Regions from separate parts of the Homo sapiens genome. Here region 2 is linked to region 1. The links are chromatin contacts, found by Hi-C or POLR2A ChIA-PET in ENCODE. All regions are on one chromosome and are shown on one strand. Each heading gives the region's core, a stretch centred on a gene start or an enhancer-like site at or near the end of the contact. The rest is flanking DNA. Distances are from core to core; before and after follow the strand shown. Region 1 has its middle 18 kb from the start of TRI-TAT2-1. Region 2 overlaps MTA3 (metastasis associated 1 family member 3).

Region 1 (4,415 bases), core at 633-3,132:
TTTTGCCTTGATGGGTACATGATCTTCATCTTCATTGGCCTGAGGCATGCATCTCTGCTTAAAGAGAGACCAGGATTAATGTTTGATATAGACAGAATGCACAGAAGAAAAAATGTGGTAATGTTTGGTATTTGACATGCAAAATAGGATTATGCTGCAGATCAAAAGTCTTCTAAAGCAGGCTATTCTTTTGAGAGCATGTTTCCTGGATTCCCTCATCCCTCTCCTTGGGTGTGGCCCTGGAATTTTATGTAATGGATGACTGAGCAAGAAGAGGAAGAGTGTTGGTCCCCTCCTTCCTGCCCAGGGGATGGTACGAAGGGGATTAGAAGGATAACAAGCAGAGCCAAGCACTGGCCCACTCACCCCTCCCTGAGAGAAAGAAGCCCTTGTCCCCAACTCACATTGGAACTCTGGGAAGAAGTGGCATCCCAGGCAGCTGCAAACCAACTCGGCCTCTGCCTCCAGCACCAGGGCTCCCCGGTAAGGGAGAGGCACCACTAAAGTTCAGCTTTCAAAGCCAACTTCCATTCCTGTGAGCCAGCAGCCCTACTGGGGCCATGGTGGCACAGCTAGGAGACTTGGTGGGGAGGAGGGGCCCAGGTGCAGGAGGGCTGGCCAGCCAGGGGCGCCACATGGGCTCTAGTCAGATCAGGAGGGACTGGACCATGAGTTTCATAAACTCAGCTTCTAGTATGATCAGTGGCCAGGAGGGACAGGGGACCTTGCTGGGTCTAGAGGACACCACACCCCAGGATCCCAACTCATGCCTCCTACCAGATGCCACACAAGCTGCCCTTGACTGTCTACAAAACCCCAACAGCACCACAGTGGGAGAAGCTGGGCAAAGCAGTCTGAGAACTAAGCATTTTATCCAAGAGAAATTAATAAGATCACTTAACAAGACCGGCTAAACTCTCTGGCCCCAGGATGTTCAAATCAAGTTGAAAATTTCATTGTTTTTCTCGCTTATCATCAGGCAGGGGTTGGAAGAAAGGCCAGATTCATTATAGACTCATAAATAAGGAAATTACCTTTTTTTTGCACAAATAAATTATAGAGTGAATTAAGTTTTCAACTCTGTTGCACACACAAAAATAGAGGAATTCCTGCTGCCCCACTGCAATGCTGGCTGACTTTTCCAACCAAAGACAAGGACCCAAGCCTTCTGGATCCCCAGTTCCCTCCTCCAGGTGGTGGGGGACACCGTTGTGGCAGAGAGAGGTAAGGTCCCCCTTCAGCCTAAGTGGTCACATTAGCCCTCTTGGGCTCATGCACCAGATCCTGCTCTCCTGGCTTATCTGTGTTTCTTTGAGGGGAGGAATGAGATTTTCATTTTCTTTCCAGGCCCTTCCCATTCAGGGCATTTCAGATCCCTCCTTCCCATGACCCCTGAAATGAATTGGGTGAAGAATGGTCCCCTGCCCTACACGCTGCATGTCTGGGAGAGGCCAGAGGTGGAGCCGGCACATGCAAAGGCAATGCTGCCACCTGCTGGCGCCACGAAGAGACACAGCAAAGGTGGGCAACCAAACCCCATTAGCCCTGGGGGAACTGCACAAGGATGTCTTGCAGCTGAATGGTACCTTTTTCCAATGCAGCTTCTTACCTGTTCCCTCATTTAGTCATCCAGTATGCCGGCTGGAACAAGAACATCATCCCATTTTATGGACGAGACAACTGACACCCATGAAAGGGCAGAATGCTGACTGAGGTCACATGTGTGGGGATGGCTTGAAGGCAATGCTCAGTCTCCTGCTTCCCAGCCAAGAGTTGTGTCCCCTCGTCAGTGCTCAGATGAGGTGTCTCAGAAAACGAGGGACCCCTATGAACAAGGTTTACGGGGCCATCCTCAACATCCAGGGAGGAAGAGTGAGGGCGGAGGGCACCAAGCAGTAATGCCCACCCTGCAGCTGGCTCAGGGCCTGATACACGTGTACAGCAACTCTGTTTCCCAAGGGTTCACACACCTTCCACACAGATTTTGTGGGTTTTTTTGTAGAGAAGGGGGTTTGTCCTGTTGCCCAGGCTGGTCTCGAACCCCTGGGCACAAGTGTGATGTTACTTTTCGATAAAGATCTGGAAGAGCTGACTCCTGCCCTAGGCCCGTGAGTCCTAATCTAAAAAACAGACGGTGAAAGAGGCAAGAGTCATCTTCCCAAATGGCAGCTGCAGGCGAAGTAGGTGGGGGGAACTCGCAGACGATGTTGTGTGGTCAGCAGGTGTGAGATGACCGGGCTGCATCCTCTCCCGCTGGGTGCTCAGCACTCGACTCTCCTCTTTGTTCCTGGCTCTTCCAGCCCAGGTCTTCATTTGGCGGAAACAGCCTGGAGGACAGAAAAAGTGCCTCTTCTCTGCCCGAGACCCTTCCCACGCGCACACGCCATGGGGAAGCAGCTCTTCCCTTTTCCCGACGTGGGAGATGACTGGGCCGGTGGGAAATCCCATGATTCCCCGGCAGCGGTCCATGTCCCTCCTGACAGCGGTCAGCGGTCAGCCTCACTTCCAGGACTCTGCATTGTCCCAAGCCTCCTCCTCTCCAGACCTTCTTCGCACCTCTCCCCGCGATTCTTGTCCTGGTAGGGTCCAGGAAACGCTGAAAGCTACGGATAGGCCCCCACGTTGCCCCGCAGGGTGCGGATGAAATCGCTGTCGGAGGCTGGTCCTGTGGCCGGCCCTGCCTGTCTCCTGGACCGAGAGGAGCCTTCTATGGCAGAGCCGCAGCGCCACCGTGTGGTAGAAGTCCGTCTGCACGGCCAGAAACGGCGGCTCAGAGCGGGCCCACAGAAATCCTTGTAATAGTCCACTGTCAAGGCCGGTGCTAGCGACACGGGAGTGGCAAATGCACCCTCTTGCCGTTCCCGGTGTTTGGGCCTTGCCTGTGACGGTGGGAAAAGAAAATGGCCTTGCTGTGCTACAACCGGGGCTGCGGTCAGCGCTTCGATCCTGAGATCAATTCCGATGATGCTTGCATATGCCACCCAGGTGTTCCAGTCTTTCACGATGCATTAAGGATTGGTCTTGATATAAGAGAAGAACAATTGATTTTTCTGATTTCTTAAGCATTGTAGGCTGTACAAAAGGTAGACATAATAGTGAGAAGCCACATGAGCCAGTCAAACCTGAAGTAAAGACTACTGAGAAGAAAGAACTATCTGAATTGAAACCCAAATTTCAGGAACACATCATTCAAGCCCCGAAGCCAGTAGAAGCAATCAAAAGGCCAAGCCCAGATGCACCAATGACAAATTTGGAATTAAAAATATCTGCCTCACCTGATAAACTTAAACTGTCATCAGGGAATGAAGAAGATAAGAAAGAAGAAGAGGCCAAGCGTGGTGGCTCACGCCTGTAATCCCATCACTTTGGGAGGCCGAGGCGGGCGGATCACAAGGTCAGAAGATCAAGACCATCCTGGCCAACATGGTGAAACCCCGTCTCTATTAAAAATACAAAATATTAGCCGGGCGTGGTGGTGCACACCTGTAGTCCCAGCTACTTGGGAGGCTGAGGCATGGGAATTGCTTGAACCTGGGAGGCAGAGGTTGCAGTGAGCCAAGATTGCACCACTGCACTCCAGCCTGGCAACAGAGCAAGACTCCACCAGAAAAAAAAAAAAAAAACAAAAAGAGAGCAACAAGACTGATGAAATTAAGATTGGGACCTCATGTAAGAATGGAGGGTGTTCAAAGACATATCGGGGTCTAGAGAGTCTAGAAGAAGTCTGTGTGTATCATTCTGGAGTACCTATTTTCCATGAGGGGATGAAATACTGGAGCTGTTGTAGAAGAAAAACTTCTGATTTTAATACATTCTTAGCCCAAGAGGGCTGTTCAACAGGGAAACACATATGGGCTAAAAAGGATGCTGGGGAAAATGTTCCACGTAGAGAGGACTGGCATCAGACTGAAGGTGAAGTTACCATTTCAGTATATGCTAAAAATTCACTTCCAGAACTTAGCCGAGTAGAAGTAAATAGCACGTTGTTAAATGTGCACATTGGATTTGAAGGAGAGAAGGGATTTCATCAAAATGTGAAATTATGGGGTGTGACTGATGTAAAGTGAAGTTATGTAACTATGACTGCAACAAAGATTGAGATCACTATGAGAAAAGCTGAACCGATGCAGTGGGCAAGCCTTGAACTGCCTGCAGCCAAAAAGCAGGAAAAACAAAAAGACAACACAACAGATTGAGCGGGACATGGGAGGAAGGCTATTACGTATTTCAGAATTCTTAATACTGTGTGAAGTGGTGACTTGCTGCTGTCATCTTTTGTTTTGTTGTTGTGTTACTCAATCGGGCATTTCAGGGTTAACATTAGGTTCTTAAAAGCCAAAGTCAGTTTGTCTTTTTGTGCCTCTCACCTTTCTTTTGTGTTATGTAAGATTGATTATTCGTTTCTCCTTACTGGT
Region 2 (4,415 bases), core at 890-3,389, 110 kb after region 1:
GTATAATGGAAAAGAGAGATTCTAGATTACATTCAAGCCTGAATCCAAAGGTTGTGGGCAAGAAAAGGCTGAAAGAAATACATCCAATCTTCACACTTTGATACACTCCTTCTGCTGTCTAGACATCAGGTATATTGTGTCAAGGATGGCCAACGTTCTCATTAGAAAGGAAGTGTTTCTGTAAGACTTCTGGGTAGCTAAATTCTTGACAACCATATCTTAACACATTGATAACCTATAAATGCAAACTCAATTCCTCACCCTCACTGTTTTACACATTTTTGACATTATTATGAACATCAAAAGTCATAATGGAGGAAAACAACCATAGGAAATTATTATTAGAAGGTCTACTCCACATCCTTGCTCTGGGGCCTCATTATAAATAATTTACTGTCACATAAGTAATTTAGAGTTCCAGAAGGCATGAAAAGCCTGGAGAGAGTTTTATTCATAAATAAATGCCAACATTTAAACAATAAAGACAGTTTCAAAGTCCAGAACTACTGAAATGAAGAACATATACTGCCTGGATGATTTATTATGGTTGTGTTTATAGTCCAAATGAGAAGATAATTCAGTTCCACCTGGAGAGTCATTACATGGCCAAGCCCAAGAGAAGTACTTTGGATAAGAGGTGATATTTCTATTTTTCCATTTCAAGCAAATTATTATTTCTGTATTTAGGACATCACCCAGGCAATTCCTTTCATGACATGTAGCACTCTTGAGCAATTAAAAACATTTATAAGGTAAAAGAAGGGACAAATGCCAAATTTAGAATGACCCATGGAACACTGAAGAACCCCCAGAGAACACTGATGTCTTAGACATAAGGCAAAATAATCCCTTCTGCTCAAGAAAACTTAAATGAACAGTGAGCGCGCATCACAGCAAGAACATTATTACCCAGCAGAAGCAATCTGCTAAATACAGATTTCATCTCCAAAAACGCCTCCTAACAGGAGATGGGAGCAAATAAGTACCTCCTGATGGGATGGAGAACTATCCCTTGGCAAAATGTGGCATATGGCTGTATTCCCCCTTATTCCTCAACCACATACTTCAATCATGGAATACAAGAACATGCTTATAATATATTTTTGGATGTGGCAGACACATGCCTGAGTGTGAAGGCACTCTATCAGAACAGCCTCCAGAATTCCTGGGCTTACATACCATCCAGACCATTGTGATGACTGTAGTTTCTTTTCCCCAGAATGCTCAGAGATGTGTGATTTGGAGTTGTTAGCATCCGCTTGGTAGTTGGGGTTTGCAGGCTTGGTGTAGATCGAATTACATTAGGTTTCTTTGCAGGATGGATCTCTGATGGGGGAAAAAAGGTTTCTCAATTCAGAACATGATATTAAAAATCTGTGTGCATTTACATTGGCTAATAGGCACACATCTTATTTCTTAATGAGCTGAGAGTCAGTTCCTCCTGAGCCAGCCAAGGACTTGCATAATGAGTCAGCTTCAAGTGTTGTTGCCATGGCTTTGCTTATCAAGTAAGCTGGTTTTTTCCCTGCTGGCTGGAGCTCTGAGCCTCGGGTTGTGAATACAAGCAAAAACAAAACAAAAAGCCACTTCAGAAGGTCACATACAACATGTGATTTACTAAGGGAATAAGGCATCTGACTCCTCAAGATATTAGACATCAAAAGGCTATCTGGAGAGGTAGCCTTGGGGTGAGGGGGGTAAAACACTTCTGTGCTCTGTCAAACCAGGCACCATGTCACGTATGCGAACTTTCTGAAAAACGGGATTCCTCCTCTGGCTCTGCAACCAGACAGAGTATGGGACCAGGATCAATTACTCGCAGCCTAGAACATTTTGATATAGATGAAACCTGAAACCAAAGTCCAAATACAATAGTCAAGAGGTAGATGAAATGCTTTATCCAAGGATATATCACAAAACCATAATGTGCCTGTGGTATATGCATGTTTAACAAAGGTATATTGTTGTTAGCCATACAGCCCAGAACTACGTGCTCTTATTGTAGATGGACAGAAACTGTAACACTGTAGGAACTGGATTTAAGAACTTCAGTTTACTACTAAAGCTGGGCAGCCTTTTTCTAAAGCTTAGCAGCTCACTGATTCTCAGAGTCATCATGCAGCTGGCCAACTACACACAAGCCACCCTGCCTTCTCACCCTTTCACTGAAGGTAAGGGCTGAGATATCACCCTTATTTACTGGAATTTAGGAAAAGCCATTGGAATTGTTAGAATTACTACAGCTCTGGTCAAAGTCCCACACTTGCCAAAATTTAGAAATGGCTTAAATACTACCACCGAAAAAAGTGATTTTTTTTTCTCCAACATGACATGACAAGTTTGCCAGCCTTGCATTTCATTTAACCTCCACAGTCTATGCTCCATCTAGACCAAACAAGCTGCTTTCAAGTCCTTGGACTCACTGAAGCCTTTGTTCATCTGGTTGTCTTGGCCTTATGAGGGAAGAGAATACGCTTTTCCTATTTTTCTACCTATTCGAATCCTAAATATCTTTTAAGGCTGAAATTAACTATTACTTTCTTCAGGTAGGCTGCCCTAACGCTCATTAGAAAAAATTCCCTCATTGGCCAGGTGCAGTGGCTCACATCCGTAATCCCAGTACTTTGGGAGGCCAAGGTGGGCAGACTGCATGAGTCCAGGAGTTCGAGACCAGCCTGAGCAACATGGTGAAACCCTGTCTCTACAAAAATTTTTAAAAATTAGCCAAGTGTGGTGGTGCACACCTGTAGTCCCAGCCATTCAGGAGGCTTAAGTGGGAGGATCACCTGAGCCTGGGAAGTGGAGGTTGCAGTGAGCCAAGATGGAGACATTGTATTCCAGCCTGGGTGACAGAGTGAGACTCTATCTCAAAAAAAAAAAAAAAGAAAAAGAAAAAGAAAAAGAACAGTCCTTCCTCCAAGTGCCCAACGCATATTACCTGTAATTATTTTACAGGATCTAATCCTTTGTTTTATTGTTCTTACCTGCTTGCTTTCCCCACTACACTAAGAATTTTGAGGGCAAGGTCTTACCCATCTTGGTGTTCCCCAAATCACTTAGTACAGTGTTTTCAACATATAAATACTCATAAATATATTGTGTAGGGATGTGGTTCAGCTGGTAAGAACAGCACAGTCTGGGCCTATCTGGTAGATATAGAGACCAATTTGCCCACAGTAGGAGCACACAATTATTCTTGGAAAGGCTAATAATGTTATATTCTTTTTTTCTTTTCTTTTCTTTTTTTTTTTTTTTTTTTTTTTGAGACAGGGTCTCAATTGGTCACTTGGACTGGAGTGTGGTGGCACAATCTTGGCTCACTGCAACCTCTGCCTCCTGGGCTCAAGCGGTCAATCCTCCCACCTCAGTCTCCTGAGTAGTTGGGACCACAGGCACGCACCACCACACCTGCCTAATATTTGTATTTTTGGTAGAGACAGGGTTTTGCTATGTTACCCAGGCTCAAACTCCTGGACTCAAGCAATCCGCCTGCCTCTCAAAGTACTGGGATTACAGGCATGAGCCACCATGCCCGGCCTATTCTATTTTTTGTGATCAGAAACTTTCCCATGCAAGGTGGGAAGGGGCATCTGGAGACAGTTCTGCAAGGGAATACAGACCGCACTCTTCAAGGACATTACCACCATTACGTAGGTCATGTGTACAATAACCATGTGACATTTTCAGGGGATATCAAAACAACTCTTTAACCCCTGAGAAATAAAGCAAGAAATGGCCGGACGCAGTGGCTCATGCCTGTAATCCCAGCACTCTGGGAGGCCGAGGTGGGCGGATCATGAGGTCAGGAGATTGAGACCCTCCTGGCTAACAAGGTGAAACCCCGTCTCTACTAAAAATACAAAAATTAGCTGGACGTGGTGGCGGATGCCTGTAGTCCCACCTACTCAGGAGGCTGAGGCAGGAGAATGGCGTGAACCTGGGAGGCGGAGCTTGCAGTGAGCCGAGATTGCGCCACTGCACTCCAGCTTGGACAGAAGAGTGAGATTCCGTCTCAAAAAAAATAAATAAATAAAATAAATAAATAAATAAATAAATAAAGCAAGGAATAAGGTAGTACAGTAACATCAAAGAAGAAGCTTTGAGCCTCTGAATCCTGGAACATTCTTTTGGGTAAGGACTAGATAATATACCAAATTCAAGACTACACTTTGATTTTTAAAAGAGTTGATGTCTGCAGTCTGAACATTTCATAATTATAAATCTTTCTGTCAAAGCAACTCTGAGTACATATTTCACTTTACTGAAAAAGAACTATGAGAAGCACAAAAACATGCCATTCTTGCTTCTAGGTATGTGAAAAACCATTATTTTGTAAGTTATTTCTCTTAAAACTTTGTTTAAACAAAGAGATTATTGCATAGTAATTTTGTATACTATTCTTAATTGTGATATTT

The links. Hi-C counts contacts between places; a loop is a spot of excess contacts on that map. ChIA-PET counts read pairs that join two places held with the same protein, here RNA polymerase II (POLR2A). Pooled maps may share reads with other maps.
Region 2: a loop to region 1 is called in a pooled map, with 2.8 times the contacts of the local background. The contact joins two enhancer-like sites. A Hi-C loop is called at or near these places in 8 of 50 pooled maps. POLR2A ChIA-PET finds 5 or more read pairs at or near these places in 2 of 52 experiments (GM12878 and activated naive CD4-positive, alpha-beta T cell).

What each region holds. Positions count from the first base shown.
Region 1 is chr2:42,826,103-42,830,517 of GRCh38, reverse strand. It overlaps the pseudogene CHORDC1P1. Among named protein-coding and RNA genes, the nearest start is that of TRI-TAT2-1, 18 kb to the right of the region's middle. Within about 2 kb of position 1,882, at least 7 of the 41 ENCODE cell types and tissues checked have a DNase peak (open chromatin) inside an H3K27ac peak, as active enhancers do.
Region 2 is chr2:42,719,800-42,724,214 of GRCh38, reverse strand. It overlaps MTA3 (metastasis associated 1 family member 3), which reads right to left. Exons shown (of 17, transcript NM_001330442.2): 16 at 1,180-1,326. Among named protein-coding and RNA genes, the nearest start is that of OXER1, 42 kb to the left of the region's middle. Within about 2 kb of position 2,139, at least 10 of the 41 ENCODE cell types and tissues checked have a DNase peak (open chromatin) inside an H3K27ac peak, as active enhancers do.